Linked DNA regions of Homo sapiens: region 2 is linked to region 1. A link is a loop called in an ENCODE intact Hi-C map of the cell type or tissue named here. Cell type or tissue: A673. All regions are shown on one strand. Each heading gives the region's core, and the rest is flanking DNA. Links, peaks and the distances in the headings are about the cores only.

The links. A loop is a pair of places that touch in the nucleus more often than their neighbours do. Peaks named below come from ENCODE experiments on the same cell type or tissue, not always from the same donor. Only the 100,000 strongest peaks of a DNase experiment are listed, where the experiment ranks them.
Region 2: it touches region 1 in a loop (2.0-fold over the local background); 3 of 110 quality-filtered maps call a loop at or near these places.

What each region holds. Positions count from the first base shown.
Region 1 is chr2:212,002,560-212,008,581 of GRCh38, reverse strand. All of the region lies in intron 2 of ERBB4 (erb-b2 receptor tyrosine kinase 4), which reads left to right. Among named protein-coding and RNA genes, the nearest start is that of MIR548F2, 420 kb to the left of the region's middle. In A673, for the core only: a CTCF peak has its summit at 3,303 (motif pointing left); a DNase peak (open chromatin) is centred at 3,291; H3K27ac peaks cover 1,083 bases.
Region 2 is chr2:212,145,053-212,151,074 of GRCh38, reverse strand. All of the region lies in intron 1 of ERBB4 (erb-b2 receptor tyrosine kinase 4), which reads left to right. Among named protein-coding and RNA genes, the nearest start is that of MIR548F2, 280 kb to the left of the region's middle. In A673, for the core only: a CTCF peak has its summit at 2,971 (motif pointing left); a DNase peak (open chromatin) is centred at 2,934.

The DNA.
Region 1 (6,022 bases), core at 940-4,939:
GTCTTCTCATTCTCTATATTGCTAAATACAATGACTGAATGTGCAGCGCTTTCAAAATTTTTGTATTTGTTCATTCATTTATTCAACAAATGTGCATTAAACAACCTACTAGGAGTTCATCAAGGGTGAGAAACATATTTAATTCATCTTCATGTCCTTGGTGTCCAACGTAATGATAATATGATAAGGAAGAATTTCTGTCATTTTGACATTTGTTTCTATCAGAAACAAATCAGAACACATTTGGCCAATGAGTGATTACTTAAATAAATAAATAAATCTCGACTGTGTCGTAGGGGAATCCAAAAACAAATGACATTCTCTTAAACTCGAGATGTATCATAATTTGCATTTTGTAATGTGTAAAACCCCCCTGTAGACTAGTAGAATAAAATAATGCTGATTAAAGATAAATGAATACAATTAAAGTTAGTGCTATCATTTGCATAGTTGCAAAAATACAGCTCAGTAAGTAATTGAAAATATCTTTCAAATGAAAAATGTTAACTTGAGACATTTTTAGAAATAAAATAGATGAATATGCTTATGTTTGTTATCCACTTATTCATGCATCTGTTCATTCATTCATCAAATATTTCCTGACTATCCAATATATGTAAGGCCCTTTGCCAATAGTGCTGGTTATGACCATATGGTGAAATATTTTGTGTTAAAGAATTAAACCAATTTTCTTGAATAAGGAAGACCCTTGACTTTTTAAAATTATGTTTAAATTTTTTTAACTTGGAAATTTAATATCAGATAACTATGAAATTGATCAAAGGAGTATTTTTAGTAATTATTTGTGTCCCTCATTAATATTCTTCTCAGGTAACTTCAAAATATCACAGATGTGAGTATAAAATCTATTTGTTTAGAACTGTGTAGTGCTTAAGGATTAGATAAATATAAGTTATGAATTTGGAGACTATTGATTTTTGACAAGCATTTACTTTATGTCCAATAATGTAAAAACATTAGCAGATAGGAAAATGTTTTTAAATGCAAAGGATTATAGGATGACTACGAGTAAATATTTTTAAAAAGTTGCTGAGTATTCTCTTTATTGATTAAAAAACAGAATAAAAATATTGATTTTTGAGTATTTCCTTTCATATGTAATTATATTCAGATGTAAATGTTAAGAAGGTGGTTTACCATAATAACGGGCATTATATAGTCATTTTATGGTATCGTAATGAACAATAGAGTAAAAATTAAAGAACAGATATAAGTTAATAGTCCTTTGATATTTTTGATAATTTTAAGACAGTAATATATAGCACAAATATCTTCCTTATTTAATTTTAAAAGACTTTTTTTCCTTTACAAACAGAAGAATGTATCTGAATTCTAGCACATGTAATCAAACAGATTTATCATCAGTTCCACCCCACTTTTGTTAACTTCTCTGTTCATTGAAGGTTTTGAAGATTAAATTATTTAATACAAATAATATAACCAAATAAGGTTTGGCATATTGACAGCAATCAGTAAATGTTGATTACTACTTATTATCATTACCATTTTTACTATTAGCAGTAATAGTAGTATAACCATATTTTAGCAAATCTGCAGCCATTCATTTGAAGTTGAATTATTATTTTAGGTAATAAAGAAAAATTCTGCTAATTGAACTCTAGCAAAATGTTTTCCTATCATTAATTTCATTATGCATCCCAATCTCAGTGAAGTTAAAATGTAAAGGGATGTCCAGCTTAAATCAATAAAATACAGTGTTATTTTAATAAATACATTGACAATGGAATTCTTTTTTCTTTTTTAAACCGGCAAGATACGTAAGCCTAGAAGACTATTGTCACAAGATAGTGATAGTATCTGCTTTGCCAGACAATCTATAGAAATTTGGTATACTTATCATGATCTGAAACCTGGTATATTGATGCTCTGAGCCACGGATCATTAGCCAAGGGGCCAATCAAAGCTCTATTAATAAGTTTATTTGCCTGAGTTTTGGGTTTTAGAATTAAAAATTCAGGCTATACTCGATGCCATTTTCAAAATAATGTATTTAAATAACCAACCCCCTAATAATTTTTAGTTTGGGTTATTTTCCCTAGGTATATTATAATAGGAATCATGTTATCTGGAATGATTTCAGTGCTGTCAAGGAGACTATAACTAGAAATATAATTATATGCTTGAACATTAGTTCATATTTAAGAACGTTGAGGTGAACCTTAATTTAAGATTAATTTAGAATCTTTATTAAAAAGGTCTTTGTAAAAACCTTTCATATATAATGAAAGAGGTAGATAAACTTGTTTTATAAATTTGTTTTTATACACTGAAAGTTTATTTATATATTGAAATATTTATTTTCAAAATGTGCAAGTTATTTTTTCTCAAAGAATAATTAGAAAGATTCTGGGATTTACCATCTTCTAAATACCTCCAAACACTATTATGCCACAGCACATTCAGATAAAATTCACTTGATGCATTGGTTAGGTGAACATTTTTGATTATCTATTTCAGAACTTGAGTCTGTTTGTATGCTTGTACAGGTTTAAATTAAGTTGGCAATTTTGTTCTTTCTTTTTTTTCTCCTTTTCAGTGGCAGGCCATAGTTTTATAGAAGCAAATTTTTGCAATCCTAATATGTAGTTTTTAGTGTTATTTATGTATTTATTTTTTAAGTAGAATTGAGGACTTGCTATGTTGCCTTGGCTGGTCTTGAACTCCTGGATTCAAACAATCTCCCGCCTTGGACTCCCAAAGTGCTGGGATTATAGGCATGAGCCACTGAGCCCAGCTTAGAGTTATCTTTAACATATTGAAAAATAGAAATATGGAAAATAAAAATTGGCTCAATAACTGGCAAAAATTTAATGCTTGAGCTACTTTTATACATTTTTACCATTTAAATCTGTAAGGTGTTGCTTTCCTACAAGAGGCTTTTCTGAACTACATATAGTGTTCCTACAATATATTTTACCTGAAGCTTATGTATTTGCTGCTTGCACTGTTTGGAACACTCTCCCAAAATTCCATATCTGACGAATTTATACTTTGCTTTGTTATCACCTCCTCCAGAAAGCCTTCCTTGTTCCTTCAAGGAACCTTGTGTCTATTCCTCATAACCTCCCGCTATTACAGAGCATTACATCATATTGTAATTTCCTTTCTTTGACCATGTGGATTTTTTTTCTTATTATTTGTGCTTAGCACTTTGTAGCTGTCCCCAAAAGGTGTCTGAATATAGTTAAAAATGATTTATGCATCTCATTCCCCATTGCTGTGCTATTGAAGGTGGTACTAGAGAGGTTCCAGGTCTGCCCTCTAGAGGTCCGGGCGGCAAAATTTCGAGTTCTGCTTTATGGCTAACTCCAGCTAGCAGGAGTGACTCTCACTCAATGGGATTCAAAAAGATTTCCTGCTTCGTAAATCTTTTTAAAAATATACACATATTGAACTCAAACACCTATATATGTTGATGTATATTGTGTATGTTTATGGAGTGGAAATCATTTTATTTCTCTGTAGTTGATAATTTGATGTATACCTTTTAAAGTTAATTCAATCATATAGCTAATATCAACATAGCTTATATTAGAGAAACAATTAGCCAATATGCAAATGAAGGATTAAGTAAGGACCTATGAGAAATAGGGGGAAAGGTAATTATTGACAATGTTCCAGATTCCTACCTTACTGAAATAATTAATCATGTAATTTAGTTAAATCAATCTCAAAAGCTATATATACATATTTTTACATATATAAAATATCAATATATATATGTAAGTTAGGCTAAAGGGGATTAGTTTTATAATATAAATCAAATATTAATACATATATTTTGGGGTGTGGCAGCATTGAAGAAATCTTTAATTGATTAATACCTCTCTGTAGTGTGATAGACCAGAGTCTTTCTCCCATGGCTCCTTACCTCAAAAGATGATGGGTTTTTTTCTTTACAATTCAATGCCAGGTAATGGAAGTCTCAAAGTCCTGGAATCAATCAGTCAAGTTTAAAAAATAAAAAAGTAAAGTTGGAAGACTGGCTTAGAAATCATTCCCTAGAAATCAGTTGGCAGACTTATTGCAAACCCAATTGACAGGGATAGGGAATTAGTCAGAGATGAGAAGATTTTATGGCTCAAGATTTGAAACAACTTCCAGTGTCAATAGGAATCGGGATGTCTAATGTGGTTCAGGCTAACATATGTACTCACTTTGGGAGAAGCAAAAGGAGATTTCTTTCTAGCATTTTGTGGGTATCTTATTTGGTGATGGATAGTTTATTTCCAAATAGGCTTCCAAGTTTGCAGGATGAGGGAGTCAACTTGATGTCTCAAAATACTGCCTGAAAGATAAAGATTCAAAATTTGCTGTCAATTAATGTATAGAAAATATTGTGAATAGTTTCCTTGATACAATTTTTTTAGCTCTACAAATATCTCTTTGCCTTATTGTTTCCATTTCCCATAGTTTATTTTATCTATTATCATAAAAATATTCCTGCAGTCCATGCATATCTGGATTACTAAGCAACATTGTGAATAATTTTATCAGTAGTAGTTATACTACTAGTAATAATTAACATTATTCAAGTACTTATGGAAGACCTGCAGTGTATTCACTACCTGTTTTATGTAGATTATCTCATTTAATCTTCACAAATGACACTAGGATATAGAGACTTTTATTGCATATACGTTGAGGGGACTGGAGCTTAGAGAAAATATATAACTTGCCCAAGGTCATCTGGCCAGGGAGTCACAGAGTTAGAACAAGAATCCTAGTCTTTTTGGTTCCTAAACCTGCACACTGGACCACTTTGCCCTATCAATCATGGGAACATTCTGGACTGGGCTGTGGAACAGGTCGATTAATACGCTAGTATCATTCAAGTTAATGTTTAATCATTTAACAAAAAAGTTTCATCATATTCCATGTTTTAAAATATTTTTATTATTTTATTTCTTAGAATATTTTTCATGTGCAATACGGTGGGGAGGAGATGGGGATTGTAAAGGGTGTAGCCTCTGATCCTTTTGTTACTTGGGTGTAGAGAGGTGGTGTTTTCCATTCCATTTAGTTCTAGGAAGTCAGCACGAATTGGCTGTTAGGTTCCCTGGCTCCAGACACTATTCTCCTGCCTTGTGTTCTCTGTATCTCTTTTGTTCATGTTGTTCTATTTACTTGCTCCATCATATTGAGTTATACGAAAAAACGCTTTAGCTCAGTTTTTCAAATCATTATTTGCTTTTCAGCTGCATTTTTTTTTTTTTTACCATTCAGCTGGTCAATTAAGATTTTTGTTTTGATATTCATTTGTATTGTCTTTCTCTCTCTTTCCTTCCTTCCTTCCTTCCTTCCTTCCTTCCTTCCTTCCTTCCTTCTTTCTGTCTTTCTTTCTTTCTTTCTTTCTTTCTTTCTTTCTTTCTTTCTTTCTTTCTTTCTTTCCTTCCTTCCTTCCTTCCTTCCTTCCTTCCTTCCTTCTTTCTTTCTTTCTGTCTCTGTCTCTCTTTCTCTCTCTCTCTCTCTCTCTTTTCTCTTTTGAGACAGAGTTTCGCTCTGTTGCTCAAGCTGGAGTGCAGTGGCACAATCTCAGTCCACTCTCCGCCTCCCGGGTTCAAGCAATTCTCCTGCCACAGCCTCCCGAGTCTGGAATTACAGGTTCCCACCACTATGCCCAGCTAATATTTTTTTACTTTTAGTAAAGACAGGGTTTCACCATATTGGCCAGGCTGAGGTCAAACTCCTGACCTCAAGTGATCCGCCCGCCTCGGCCTCCCAAAGTGCTGGGATTACAGGCGTGAGCCACCCCGCCCAGCTGACATTCATTTTTCAAACGTCTAAGACTTCTATATTTATTCATAACAAATTCATATTGCTTTATGGAAATGCAAAATTCTCTTGACTCTCCTCAATATTATTTACTGTGTTTATTTTAAACTTTCTTCTATTTGTATCATCATCAGTTTCTTTTGATGTTAGTACTGTTTGTTTGTTGCCTGTATTATAAGGGTTGCTTTTCCTTCAAAACGTGGCC
Region 2 (6,022 bases), core at 1,296-5,295, 140 kb before region 1:
TTCATATTTAATATATGAAATATTGATTGTATTTAACATAGACTTGATTGCAGTAACCTTTTGCAAGGTGGGTACCGAGTTATGGAACCAATATTTCTGTTGGAGAAGGTTAGGGTTATGGCCAGTATTACTGTCATTATGTTTTAAGTGGCAGAGGCAACCATTCTTCTTGAGCAACCTGCTATGAAGGCCAAGCATGCATGAACAGAGTTTAGTGCCATAATCAAATGAAACTTACATTGAAGGTTATCTCACATGAATTTAATGATATGCATAATTGTTATTCTACTGCATGATAATTAGGCATGAATGTAAGCAGTTCTTATAAATGAGAGTAATTTGTAGGAATTTTGCACAGCCAAACCAAGCACAAGAAGAATGAGTCTGGCAAAATAATGGATAATCTTAAAAGGTGAGAGTCTAAACTGCAGCCTGTGTTCCTCAGCACACTGTTTCTTAACCCATTGGATTCTCAAAATTATCTCATCTTGGGGGAAGGAAGTAAGGCAAAGGAGGATCGAGGGAAAAAAGAGTAGAAGAAAACATTCATGTTATTAGTTGTTAGAGGTCGAATGTGTGCCTGTAAAAGATATGCTGAAGTTCTAACCTCTAGTATTGTAGATTGTGACCTTATTTGGAAATAAGTTGTTGTACATGTAATTAGGGAAAATGAAATTATTCTGAAGTAGGTAAACTCCTAATCCAATATGACTGGTGTCCTTATAGGAAGAGAGTCATGTGAAGACAGAGATGCAGGGAGAACACCATGTGCAGATGGAGGTAGAAAGTGGAGTTATCTTGCCAAAAGCCAAGGAATGCCTGGGGCTACTAGAAACTGGGAGAGGCAAAGAAAGATCCTCCCTTAGAGGCTTCAGAGGCAGCATTGTCTCCAGCACTTTAATTTTGGAGGATTTCTTGCCCCCAGAACTGTGAGAGGGTAAATTTCTGCTTTTCTAAGCCACCAGTTTATGGCACTTTATTACAATAACCTTAGGAAATGAATACCCGGTTTTGCAAGTTTCGTCTTCCACTCTGATTCTGGAAAAATGGGTATTTTATAAATGAACAAATATCTGTTGAGTGCCTGCTGCTTGCCTAGGATTCCTTTAGATACTGGAGTTAAGTGTTCCTGATGAGATAAACATGGTCCCTGTCCTCAAGGGGTTTATAGTCTATGACTTGCATGTTCTTATTCCCATGACACTTTGTATTGTCTTAAAACACAAATTTCAATTTTGTTAGAATCATTTGTTGCCATGTCGGTCTACTCCACAAAATAGAGAAATCTTAAGGGCAGGTGCATAATCAGTTCAGAAAGCAATGCTTAGTGAATGAAAAAGAAAGAATGAATGAATTCAGTTTGAGGATGAAAAAAGAAAGACATTATTTAATGGAGAAACAGGGCTAATGGAAGGGTTGTATGTATGCATATGTACATGTTTTATTTTTCTAAATAAGAGCATTTTTCACATTAAAAATAAGACCATATTTGAAACATTTTAACTGCATATGCTACTGTGCCGCTGTTTCTATTTCTACCTTCCTGTAAGTTAGCAAAATACTTTTTTATTTGGTAATATTGTAGACTTGTTGCCTTCAAATATTATCCGATTTCATAAGTTGTTTATTTTCATGTTCAATTTACTACAACTTTTAACTCTTTATAACCCATTTTATTTTATGGATCTATAAAAACCAACACATTTTTTAAAAAAGAGTACATGTGACGAGCACTATAGTTTGAAAGTTCTGTGTCACTGTATGTGAACTTTTAAAGGTGATACTCCAGGCAGCAATTGGAGGCTTATAAACAGGAATGTCATGAAAGATAAATTCATCATAAATTACTTTTCCAAATCTCATGTATGTGAATTTAGAAAATCAAATTTTTTAAAATTTTTTTTTAATTATTATATTTTAAGTTTTAGGGTACATGTGCACATTGTGCAGGTTAGTTACATATGTATACATGTGCCATGCTGGTGTGCTGCACCCACTAACTCGTCATCTAGCATTAGGTATATCTCCCAATGCTATCCCTCCCCCCTCCCCCCACCCCACAACAGTCCCCAGAGTGTGATGTTCCCCTTCCTGTGTCCATGTGATCTCATTGTTCAATTCCCACCTATGAGTGAGAATATGCGGTGTTTGGTTTTTTGTTCTTGCGATAGTTTACTGAGAATGATGGTTTCCAATTTCATCCATGTCCCTACAAAGGACATGAACTCATCATTTTTTATGGCTGCATAGTATTCCATGGTGTATATGTGCCACATTTTCTTAATCCAGTCTATCATTGTTGGACATTTGGGTTGGTTCCAAGTCTTTGCTATTGTGAATAATGCCGCAATAAACATACGTGTGCATGTGTCTTTATAGCAGCGTGATTTATAGTCCTTTATTTTAAAATAAAATATAATTGTTTATTTACTATTCTTAAACTGTGGTATCTTTGATGTATTAAGTCTTTCAGGAAACCAACCATGTCTTTCTCATCTTTGAAATATCCCTTTATCTCCATCTCTCCACATTTCTCCCATCTCTTTCATCCTCAGCTCTTTGAAAGTACCTAGGGCTTTGTATTACTTATGTTTCTTTCCCAAGATAGTAAAGGGAAATAATGCCATCCTATATGTTTTTCTGTGCCATAAAGGAATTCAGAAAACAATAATTTTATTTTTCTTGTACCTCAGAGATAATACACAAACACACAAACTTAATGATACTTTTTCCTTCTTTTTTGAATTATGCGAGGTATCTGCTAATAAGTATATTCCTCTTTGTAGATACAATTTTCTGAATCCAGCTAGTTTTTAGTCTATATTCATTGCATAAAAAAGTAGAATAATCCTGTGTATGCCTCTAGCTGCAATAGAAATCGGTACCAATTATGCCATTGTACTTTTTCACTCTGAATAAAAAAAAAAAAGAAAATACTCTTTGGGAATTGTGCTGCCCCCTGGTGATGAATGGAATAATAAAATAGAACCTTTAAATAAGTTTACTAATAACATATTGTTCATTAATAAATGCAAAATTTAACACAAAGTCTGCACAAAAGGTAATTCAATAAAAAGTGTGCATCCACAACTTAGTCATCTGATATTACAGTGATTATTAGGCCAATCTTAGAAATGGAAAGATGGAGAAAGAAGGATAAATCACAGAAAAGGGACCACAGGCTTGAGAAAAATAAGGATTCCAACTCCCCACAATTGCAAATATGAAGAAACTTTATGTTACCTCAGTTTAGAAAGCCAGTTTCTTCACGGAGGGTTAATGGTAGGCTTCAGATAATGACAGCAAAACAAAACTTTACAATGTTTCTCAAACTAACAAAATTTGATTTTATTGGATTTGATTTTATTTCTGAGAAGTCTTATACCCTAAAGTAGATTTTCAATACATACATCCTCAATTTATTCAATTCTGCTGAGAAGATGCTTCTTTCCTTTCTCATATGTTTACAGAGATTTTTAGAGTTATGTACTGTGGTAGATAGTAGTTTGTGAGTGCTTCATTTTATATCTCTGAGTTTTATCCTGTGTGCTTTAGGATATAAAAATCCACAGTTGATGTCTCATTCTGAGTGCTACTTAGAGGCAATCTAGTCTAGGTAATTCTGAACATAGAATTTTAGAATAACAGTGACCTTACAGATCATCCTATCTAACTCTTAAATGATGCTGGATTAAATCTTCACATTTTATATAATGAAGAAATTCAATTATTTCACAATAATATTGTAATTCTTCTTTTGAAAGTGTAAAGACAGGGCACCATGACTCACGCCTGTAGTCCAAACACTTAGGGAGGCTAGGCAGGTGGATGGCTTGAGCACAGGAGTTCGAGACCAGCCTGGGAAAAATGGCAAAACCCCATCTCTACAAAAAAAAAAAAAAAAAAAAAAAAAAAAATTAGCTGGGCATGGTGGCATGCCCCTGTAGACCCCACTACTCAGGAGGCTGAGGTGGGAGGATCACTTGAACCCCGGAGATGGAGGCTGCAGTGAACCAAGATCCTGCCACTGCAAGACAGCCTGGGCAACAGAGTGAGACCCTGTCTCAAAAAAAAAAAAAAAAAAAAAAGTCTAACAATGACAACAGAGCTTCTCTCTGCCAACTTTTTCCCCCAGATATTCCTTTCTTCTGTCTTGTCCCCATATCAGTTTTACCCTATTTTAACCAATGCCTTTTTAGATAGAGAGATTCTTGGGTGTTAAGGGATAACTGGGTGGGAAGAAATGTCTGGCACCATTCTGCTACTGCCTTTCCAAATCAATTGAGAAAATAAATCTAAAGATGTGCACAGACTCCACTGCACTCACAGAATTGGTGTTTGTGCACTGTTAATTAAATAAACATTAAATAGAGTGAATGCTTGCCGTAGTTAGGGACGTCTTTGCAAAAAGCCCCCTAGCTGTTCAGGGATAAATAATGTAGGAGTACCAGAGGAGTTTATGTATTGCTGGCCTTGCTATGGAATCTCAGTGCTTCAGAGCCAACACAATGTTTTATGCAAGTTAGATCCCCAGGCGACACTTGGTCCTCAAGTTTGCTGACTTTTCAAGTAGAAGGAGAAGAAATAGTGCACAATTTCAAATGAAGAATACTTACTGAGCTAAGAATTGTTTTTCTACTAGCTTAGCACCATATGCTTCTAGAGTTATATTGTCAACAATTCTTGGCACTTGTGTATTTGGCTATTTATTTAATGTTGAGGCTGAAAACAGGGTGACATCGGCAAAAGGCAGAGAACAGAATAAAACAGAAAATAGAAGTCCCAGCAAGGCAGTTTGCAGTCTGTCACCATTCAGGATAAGAGAAATAGTGGGCATTAACATTATTGAGGAGCCCAATCTAAACATATAACTGAAACACTAAATATTTAATTCATTACCTCAGCTAAATTATTGGGCTGAAAGCTGGAGATACTGGCCACAGCAAAGTCAAACAATAATGTCAAGATGCCAGGATAATATGGAACTAAATGAAATTGCAGGCTTTTGTCAGACCTCTTTTATGAGAAAGGGAGGAGTAACCAGGCTCTTTAGTGGAGACACACCAGGAAGCATAAGTAGACTATCCCCTTTGGGCCCTTAGGGGGACAGGAAGTATAGATTGGGTGTAAGTTCACTGGGTCCGAGCAAGGGTAGGATGAAATGAAAGAGTTTTCCACAGTGGTGATGAGAAGGGGAGCCGCTTTGAAGGATGGGTAGGAAAGTGAGAGATAATAGACACCAAAGAGTTCTCAAACAGATTGACAAAGAGAAAAAAATAAGACGATAAGGATGAGAAAGTACAACAGAATGAACTCCAGTGGCTTTTTTTTTTTTTTTTTTTTTTTTACTGCATGCTGGCTGCTTCACTCCGTGTTGAGTGGGCACAGCCAAGGCTGTACACTTAGCTGTTGAATCTCAGGTGTGACCTGCATTGCTTAGCAAGATGAAGAGTGAGTGGACTGGGTGACTCTTAAGTCTAAAGGCCTATAGCAATTTCTTGTTTTATCACTGGAAGTCTGAATAGCAATATGTAGAAAAGTCTTAAGGTCATTTAAAACAACTGCCTTCTCCCTTTCTCTTTAGCTTTTCTGGGGTAAGTTAATTATTCTAAGATGGCATGTGAAATATTTTGATACTGGAAGAGGGCTAATTTTATACTAGACAACCCTGAAATTTATAACAATTGGTACCAAAATACTAGTCATTGGGGAATATGATGGTATAATCATGAGGTAAAAGGAGGCTCTGATAGTGTGAATGAATAGTATTTATGCAACCACTAGTCTAGCTATGTCTGGGAAGTAAAAATACTATCCAAGCCTTATGAGTCAGAGTGCTGTGGCTTGCGAAAACTGTCTTTAAAAACTTTCTCTAGTATTTGATTTTCAAATGGATTTTTTTTGTTTTAACTACAATTTTTAAACTTAATATGTAAAGGCAATGGAAACATTTATGTATGTACTCACATTTTAGTTAGAAATACTCCAAATGTTTTGACATAAGCTTATAAAACACAGATTC